3 separate regions of the Homo sapiens genome follow, and all the other regions are linked to region 2. The links are chromatin contacts, found by Hi-C or POLR2A ChIA-PET in ENCODE. All regions are on one chromosome and are shown on one strand. Each heading gives the region's core, a stretch centred on a gene start or an enhancer-like site at or near the end of the contact. The rest is flanking DNA. Distances are from core to core; before and after follow the strand shown. Region 1 holds the start of JMJD6 (jumonji domain containing 6, arginine demethylase and lysine hydroxylase). Region 2 holds the start of ACTG1 (actin gamma 1). Region 3 holds the start of TMC6 (transmembrane channel like 6).

The links. A loop is a pair of places that touch in the nucleus more often than their neighbours do. ChIA-PET counts read pairs that join two places held with the same protein, here RNA polymerase II (POLR2A). Pooled maps may share reads with other maps.
Region 1: a loop to region 2 is called in a pooled map, with 8 times the contacts of the local background. The contact joins the promoter of JMJD6 here to the promoter of ACTG1 in region 2. A Hi-C loop is called at or near these places in 2 of 168 maps with a recorded cell type or tissue (B cell and naive thymus-derived CD4-positive, alpha-beta T cell) and 9 of 50 pooled maps. POLR2A ChIA-PET finds 5 or more read pairs at or near these places in 1 of 52 experiments (activated CD4-positive, alpha-beta T cell).
Region 3: a map of CD8-positive, alpha-beta T cell shows a loop between it and region 2 (12-fold over the local background). The contact joins the promoter of TMC6 here to the promoter of ACTG1 in region 2. A Hi-C loop is called at or near these places in 1 of 168 maps with a recorded cell type or tissue (CD8-positive, alpha-beta T cell), 1 of 37 single-sample maps with no recorded cell type and 5 of 50 pooled maps.

What each region holds. Positions count from the first base shown.
Region 1 is chr17:76,725,205-76,727,904 of GRCh38, forward strand. It overlaps JMJD6 (jumonji domain containing 6, arginine demethylase and lysine hydroxylase), which reads right to left and starts at 1,402. Exons shown (of 6, transcript NM_015167.3): 1 at 1,143-1,402; 2 at 263-651. The coding sequence starts at 1,271. It overlaps METTL23 (methyltransferase 23, arginine), which reads left to right and starts at 1,635. Exons shown (of 5, transcript NM_001080510.5): 1 at 1,635-1,974. RefSeq lists enhancers at 1,275-1,904, 2,535-2,700 and silencers at 1,326-1,455, 1,566-2,015.
Region 2 is chr17:81,511,549-81,514,248 of GRCh38, forward strand. ACTG1 (actin gamma 1) reads right to left here and starts at 1,251. Exons shown (of 6, transcript NM_001614.5): 1 at 1,186-1,251; 2 at 684-812; 3 at 355-594; 4 at 1-78. The coding sequence starts at 806. RefSeq lists enhancers at 697-786, 1,997-2,276, 2,307-2,356 and silencers at 1,007-1,176, 1,377-1,856, 2,487-2,676.
Region 3 is chr17:78,127,440-78,130,139 of GRCh38, forward strand. TMC6 (transmembrane channel like 6) reads right to left here and starts at 1,316. Exons shown (of 20, transcript NM_001127198.5): 1 at 1,173-1,316. RefSeq lists an enhancer at 1-199 and a silencer at 880-1,409.

The sequences.
Region 1 (2,700 bases), core at 152-2,651, 4.8 Mb before region 2:
TCGAGACCAGCCTGACCAACATGGTGAAACCCCGTCTCTACTAAAAATACAAAATTAGCTGGGTGTGGTGGCGCATGCCTGTAATCCCAGTTACAGGAGGCTGAGGCAGGAGAAGCGCTTGAACTCGGGAGATGGAGGTTGCTGTGAGCCGAGATCGCACCACGGCACTGCAGCCTGGGCTACAAGAGTGACGCTCTGTCTCAAAAAAAAAAAAAAAAAAAAAAGAAAAGGATTTTAACCACTTAGCTGCAGAATACTTTACCTGTAAGGGGGCCTGCGCTTCTCCCCAGCATACTGGAAAAGGTCATCAGTGAAAAACTTTGGCACCTTGTAGTCTTCCAAAAGTTTCCTTCTTTTAGGGTGTTCACCATAGCTGCTGTCAAAGATGTAAAGGGGACTATCATCTCGAGTGCTCTCCATGTACTCGATGTAGTATTTCATCTTCATCTTCACTGAGTAGCCATCGTTATCCTCACCACACTTGAACTTCTGGTTCCGATATTTCCTTTTTAGGCGCTCCAGAGTCCATTTCTCCTGCGCAGACCAGCCCTCTTGCGCATTCAACAAAACCACGGGCTTGTAAGGTCTTTCATACCGCTCCACAAATTCTTCCACAGACAGCTGTAAAGCATCTGCCCTTTCCACGTTATCCTGAGGGAATTAAAAAAGACCTGTCCAGTTAAAAAAAAAAAAAAAGTCCAGTGGCAGATAAGGGTGTCCCCAAGGCCAACTGGTAATGACAAACCGAAGGAAGTTGACTCTCGTCTGGCTCCTCCGGGGTGGGGGCAGGGCGCGTGCGTGAGGCCACGTCGTTCCTAGAGCCACCCCCCATGAGCCTTGACAGCCAGGTCCCCTAGGGGACCCGCCGCCCAAAGGAGTCAGGGACGACGGGCCTTCTAGTTGAGAGCGCCACAGGCGTGGGACTCCCGTCGTCCGCCAGAGCAGACGGGCGGCCACAGCACGGGAGGAAGCAGACCCGCCCCGGAATCCGCGCCTCGGGGACCCCAAACTCCGCGGGGTGCGGGTGAGCCTCTACGAGGTCCCGGGCGCTCGGGGCGAGGGCAGCCTCGGGCCCAGAGAAAGGTGCGTAGCGGCTGGAGGTGCCGATGCCCGGCCTGGCCACCCCCGCCCGACCCGCTCACCGCCACGGCCGCCGGGCTCAGCGAGAAGCTCTCGTAGTAGTTGTGCCGGGTCCAATCCAGCGAGTCCTTGAGCTCCGGCCGCGCACTCCGCTTGGCCTCGCGGATGCGCTTCTTGCTCTTGTGGTTCATTCTGCGGGGTCGCCAGCTGGTTCCGCTACGACCTCGGCGCAGCCCGCTTCCTGACACTAACGCACCCCTCCCCGGCCTGGGCGGCGGCGACGGCAGTACCCAAACGCCCTTCGCTCAGTCCCGGCGCCTTTAAAGTCGCCTTCCAGAAAATTCACTCCCCAGCCACCTCCCGAGCCTCGGGTTGGGCAAGCGGCCGCCGTCTTCCCCGCCCCGACGCCTCTCGCGGTTTTCCATTGGCTTTGGCTCCCCTGGGGTACTCCTTCACATACGGCGGGCCTCCGCCATGTTGGGAAGGTCACGTCGGCTGCGTCACCGCCCCGCCCCGCCCCGCCCCTCCCCTCCCGCGCTGCCGCTGTGCCCATCACTTCCGGTCGCGCCAGCCGCCCGTTGCCAGTTCTGCGCGTGTGAGTCTCTTTCGCCTTGCTCCGGGCTTTCTTCGCTCGCAGCGCGGCAGGGTTATCACCAGATCTGGGCTTTCCCCTTCTTGCCGTCAGGTGCTACGGCCACGTGGCCCGCGGCTTCCCGCTCGCGCAGTCTGGCAGCCCGGAGCCTTCCGCGGTCCCCCGCCCGCCCGGGGCCCAACGACGCCCTACTGGGCGAGCACGATTTCCGAGGACAGGGGGTCCGGGCCCAGCGCTTTCGATTCTCGGAGGAGCCGGGTCCGGGGGCCGACGGGGCTGTCCTGGAGGTCCACGTCCCGCAGGTGCGTGCAGCAGCACCCGCCAGGAGGCGCCTGAGGTCAGGAGCGGATGTCGGCTGACTTGGCTGGGTTCCTGAGGGACCGGGGGTGCGGACGCTCAGCTGCGCAGCTTCCTGCTTTAGGTTGACCCCCGGAGCAAAAACGTCGGATATGAAGCCCTTCGGTGCATTAAATGTCTCTCAGTAAGAATTTTGGAGACCCTGCCAAGAAGTGACCCTGGTCACTATGTTGGTCAGGCTGGTCTCGAACTGTAAGCTTAAGTGATCCTCCTGCCTCGGCCTCCCAAAGTGCTAGGATTACAGGCATGAGCCACTGCGCCGGGCCGGCTTTCTCCACATCGAATCTTTCCTGCCAGGAAAGTGACATTCTTGACTGACCTCTAATGCTTCTTTTGATCTTGTCCAAGGGTTTCTTGATTCATCCTTATCTCTCACTTTTGTGTGAGTTTTGGGATCAGGGTTTCCAGTTTTATTTGGTGCCCAAAGTGTTTCTTGGGTTGGACCTCGCTTCTTCCTCTAAGCTCACAGCTACAACAAAACTCTCAATAATAATTCTTTTTCTTTTCTTTTTTTTGAGACACTGTCTCGCTCTGGCGCCCAGGCTGGAGCGCAGTGGCGCGATCACAGCTCACTGCAACCTCCAACTCCCGGATTCAAGTGATCCTCCCGCCTGCCTAAGTGCTGGGATTGCAGGAGTGAGCCACCATGCCCTGCCTGTCTTCGGTTTTTC
Region 2 (2,700 bases), core at 1-2,500:
GCGCCCAGAGGCGTAGAGGGACAGCACGGCCTGGATGGCCACGTACATGGCCGGGGTGTTGAAGGTCTCAAACATAATCTGAGAAGGGACAAGGGGCGGCTTAGTCAGGGACAGAGACCCACGGCCACCCCATGCTCACACGCCACAACATGCTGCATGCCAGTGTGATGTGTGGAGAAAAGAAAAGAACGCAGGCAGAAACCAAATGAGAAACCTGGAGGCTTCAGGGAGGAAATGCCGGGAGAGGAACAGAGCCTGGAACAGCGAAAGAAACACTTAAATGTCAGAAATCAAGCCGGGCAGAAAATGACTGGGGAAAGGACGGGAGGAGCACGGGCGTCGGCCGAGCCTCACCTGAGTCATCTTCTCTCTGTTGGCCTTGGGGTTCAGGGGGGCCTCGGTCAGCAGCACTGGGTGCTCCTCCGGGGCCACGCGCAGCTCGTTGTAGAAGGTGTGGTGCCAGATCTTCTCCATGTCGTCCCAGTTGGTGACGATGCCATGCTCAATGGGGTACTTCAGGGTCAGGATGCCACGCTTGCTCTGGGCCTCGTCGCCCACGTAGGAGTCCTTCTGGCCCATGCCCACCATGACGCCCTGCAGGGGACGACCCGTCAGCCTCGCCGGCGACACCGAACCCACCCCGCAACGCAGAACCCAGGAGCCCCGCGGCGCCATCCACTCACCTGGTGTCTGGGGCGCCCGACGATGGAAGGAAACACGGCTCGGGGAGCGTCGTCCCCAGCAAAACCAGCTTTGCACATGCCGGAGCCATTGTCAATGACCAGCGCGGCGATCTCTTCTTCCATTGCGACCTGCCCGGAAAAGGATGGACTCAGGCGGGCGCGTCTGTAACACGGTCCCCTCCCCACAGCCACCTAATGCCCTCCCGCGGGGAAGCCTCGGCCCTGCCCCAACCCCAGCGGCCGTGGCCTCCAAGATCGCAACCGCCTGGAACCGAAGGCCGGGCCTTTTACGTAACGTCCACGGCTCGGAAGTCTGCACTGCGGCCGGGCCCCGCCCTGGACCCCCGGCGCCCCCCCAGCCCCGTCCGCCTGACCCGGCCCACCCCGCCTTTTGTTCCCGGGGAAGGCGCGACGAGGCCTCGGCAGCTGGAAGCGGGGCCAGCCGGGGTCGGGGGGCGCAGGCCTGCGACGTCCAGCTCAGGCCCCGGGGCGGGGCGCTCACCGGCAGAGAAACGCGACGGCGGAGCGGCGGAAGAACAGAGTGCGAGAGCTGGCAGCGGCGACTGAGACCGACCGCGGCCTCCCCCGCCGTTATTTAAGCGGAAGCGGCGCGCCCGCGCGGCCCGGCGGCGCGCGCGGCCCCAGAACATGTCCATATATGGCGATCTTTCCGAAAGCCGGGCACCCATTGGCCCGCCGGGCAGGGACACGTGGGGCCCCGGCCCGCCCCGCCCCCAGCCCGCACCGCCTCCCAACGGCCCCGCCCGCGCCACCCCCGCGCGCTCGCGACCCTGCGCGGGCCGGCGGGCGGGTCTGAGTTGGGGCGCCCTCCGAGGGTCGCCGGGAGGGCCGAAGGGCTGACGGGCCTGGCCCCTCCCCGGGACTGCCGCGCCGTGGGGAGGGCCCTGCTGCGCCCCGAAACTGCCTGACCCGGGGCGGGGCCGCGCCGGAGCTGGGGTGGGTCCCCGAGTCCCCGGCCACGCTGCGGGGCTTTGCTCCCTGGGACGTCCCTTGCAATCTTTCCCCTCGGGCTCCACGAGGATCTCGGGCGCCAGTGCCGGGCTGAGGAAGGGGCGCGGCGGGGGTCCGCGACGCTCTGCGTCCCTGGGCGCGGGGGAGCTCTCAGGAGCCCTCACCTCGCCCCGGTCACCATAGGAAACAGCCCGCCCGTCCCCAAGCGCAGCCACCACCATGCAGGTCCCTCCACGGGGCGCCCTGCCCCGGATCTCCGTTCGTTTGAAGACCGAGGCCCCTTTCTACCCGACCCGACACATCCCTGCCCCTCAAATCACAGGCCTGATTGTCCCCAGGCGCGCGCTCCGGGTTGGGGCTACCCCGCCCCCTTATGTGCTGAGAAGGTGGTGTGGAGTGAGGCCTTTGTTTCATTCTGGTCACCTGTAGACATTATAGGGAAACTGAGGTAGACAATGGGAGCCCTGACTTTTTTGAAGGTCGGCTCCCCAGCTTCGGGCGGTCGGGGGGATACCCTCTTCTGTTTACGATGCTAGTTAAGAGCAGCGATCAGGGCTGGCGTGGGTTTAGCCACAGGCTTGTCCAGGGCGCTCACTCCTCGCCAGGAGCGGCGCCGGTGCTTTGGTTACACCCCGAGAGGCGCCCGGCACTACGGTTTCCTTGTGCGCTGCTGGAATTTTCAGGGTTGGAGCGCCGGCCGCGTAGGGGTGGCAGTGAGGCCGCGCAGTGAGGGGACGGACTCGCCCGAGGTCGCAGAGCGTTCAGATTGACTCGACAGGCTGGGGGGCGGGGCCGGGGTCCCCACGCGGAGTCCGGGGCCCTGCAACGTTAGCTCGCGACCCCGTGTTTGGGAGTGACAACAGCGAGTCAGGGCAAGGCGGCCGGCCCAGCTCACCTGCGGGCTGCAGTCAGCCCGGACGCCGAGACCCGTGCCTAAGGCCCCCGTGCCCCAGGCCTCCCAGGGGTGCTGAGCGCCCCCAGGCCCAGAATCTCCGGGGGCCCGGGCAAGGCTGTCAGGTATGTTCCCTCCCGTGGCGAAGCCGGG
Region 3 (2,700 bases), core at 66-2,565, 3.4 Mb before region 2:
CGCCGTCAGGGCGCCAAGGTCCTCATGTTCTCAGAAGACCCACTGCCCTGCATTCCATCATCCCAGGGCGGCCGGCTGGGGGTGGCCAGGACCTCAACAGGCCTCCTTTGTCCTGGCTCTGCCGTCACCCGGCACAACTGGAACCAGAGCAGCCTTGTCTGGGGCCCTGGGCTCGGGGCCCGTTCATCTGTGAGAGTGGAGCCAGGACTCAGCTCCCAGCCACCAGCGAGTCCTGCCGGCCTCTGCCCTGGACTCCTCCTGCGCTCACCCTCAGGAACTCAGGGCTCAAAGTCGGCCGGGTTGAAGGGCGCTTTCCTCGGACAGGCAAAGCCCGGGGGCGCCCCGACAGAGCAGCTCCTTGCAGGGGTGCCAGTCACAGGACCGGACGGCGCCCTCCCTCAGTGTCCTGGGTGCCATCTTCGGGCCCAGGCCCCACACCACCCCCTCCCTCCAGCAGGAGCAAAGACGTGGGAAAACCAGCCCAGAGCTGGGTCCGAGGCGGCCCCACCCAGCCTAACACGGGACAGCTGCCGAAAGAGGGGCTGAGGACGCCCCACCCAGTCCCTAGAGCTGGAATCCCTTCCTCCAGACAGGCCCTTCTAAGCTCAGGGAACCCGGGGACTCGGGCACCCAGCGCCCCAGCACTCCGCCCCGAGGCCCAGGCAAGTCCAGCGGAGTTTCCAGGCGCACCATTCCTGAGCTAGGTGGGGAGAGGCTGGGTGGCGCCCGTTTCCAGGAACCCCCACCCCAGCCGGCAGCGAGCTTCCCGGGAGCAGCCGCTACCCAGGGAGAACCGCAACCTGGCCCCAGAGCCCAGAGCGGCTGCAACTCTGGGGCCACCGAACCCGTCCAGCCGGCCTCCCTGTCCCCCGCCCCTTCCCATCCCGGCCACACCCCCTCCCCTCCCCTCCCCGTGCCCTGGCGCTCGGCTGGGGGACCTGGGTGGGGGCTGCGGATTTTGCTCCCCGCACTGTCCTCCCCGCCCCTGCCGCTCCCAGCTCTGTCCGAGCCGGAGGGTCAAGCCCTGGGAGCTCCAGGAGCACCCGGGGAGGGAACTCGGCTGCCAAATGGCCCCAGAGGCCGAAAGGAATTCAGGGGGGATTGCCGCTGTCCCCGCATAGGAGAAGCAGCTGGGGCTGGCGGGACCCGGGACCGGGATCGCGGCCGCTCACCTGGGAGGCGCCGGGGAGGAGGGGCCGCGCGCGCAGCCAGGGCTCACCTGTGCCCCGCAAGAGCCGCCGGGAACTGAGGTCTCGGCTCTCCTTGCCAAGGGAGTGGCAAAGGGCCCCAGGGGCGACTGGGCCAGTCGCAGGTCTGCCGGGGCCGGGGGAGTAGCCGCACCTCCCGGCCCACGTGGGCGGGGGGGGGGGGGGCGGGCCTCGGCTATCACGTGACCCGGCCCGGCCCGCGGCGCCCCCGCCCTCCTCCGGGCGCCCCGCGGCGACTATGCCTTCCTCCCCTGCCAACTTCCGACCCCTCCTCCTGAGGTCTGAGCTGGGCTGGATTCATTCCAGCCCCTGGTTGAAGTCCCCAATTTTTCTGACGCTCAGTTTCCCCAAGTTCCAAAAAGGGGCAATATTTCCAGACTCATCTGCTTCCCATGGTTAGGGATCGTCCAAGTAAGATGCCGCCGAAAGCCCCAGGGACACAGAGTATCTCACTCCAGATTGGGCAGCGCCCCCCCCCCCGCCGCCCCCGCAAGCCTCCTGCTGACTCTCCCCGACCCCGGCGGGGGGAGCCTGGTTATCTCCCACTCCTGACACCTGGGCGGGGTTCATTGTTTATCTAGCAAGAGTTCTGGCTCACTTCCTGTGTGCTGTGTGGAGAGGAGGGGATGAAAAGGAGGACACGCTGACACTTAGGTGACTGTCCCCAGGTGCTGTACCCGTTGCCCTGTTTTCTGTTATTCCCCATGAGCCAGGAAGGTATGCACTGATATTCCCATTTCACAGATGAGGAAACTGAGGCTGAGAGAAGTTAATCACCCTTTAGGGTGCCCCCAGCCAAAGCAGGAGACTTAGTGGTCCACCTGGGAACTCTATGGAGGAAACTGCCTTTGAGATTGTACCCCCCACCCCAAGCCCATTTGGAAGGGAGGGTCATTCCTGGCGGGGAGAAGCCATGAAGCAGGCAGGGTGAATGTGAGCTGGGGCCCAGGAGGGCAGGAGAGGGCACTGCTGCAGGGGAGAGCAGGCAAGCAAAAGCGAGGACCAGGCAGGGGTCAAGGCTGGGGCCTTTTGGAGCTGCCAGTGTGGTCCTCAGATGGCTACCCCAAGCTGGTTCTTGGCAAGTGGCACCCTGGCATGGAGACCCAGCCCCTGCCTCTCCTCCCACTGCTTCCCCCTCCCTGCATACCCACACTGAATTTGCATGAATGCCACCTCCTCTGGGGAGCCTCCCCAGATTGAACCCTGGTGGAGCACCTACCACTTCCTATTGACATGTACATCTGTGGTTCTGTGCCCCCTCCTACCCCAGCCCACTGTGTGCCCAGCACCAGCACATAGCTTGCGCCTGACACACAGAAAGGACTCTGGAAACCAGGAAGGAGGTGGGCAGAGAGGCAGAAAAGCTATGAACATTCAGACCTGAGATGACTGGGCCCTATAGCAGGTAGAGAGGGAGCAGAGAGGAAGGGCTGCGGGCTTCCCAGGGGCCCAAGGACAGAGAATTGGCAAAGATATGTCTTAAACATCTAGC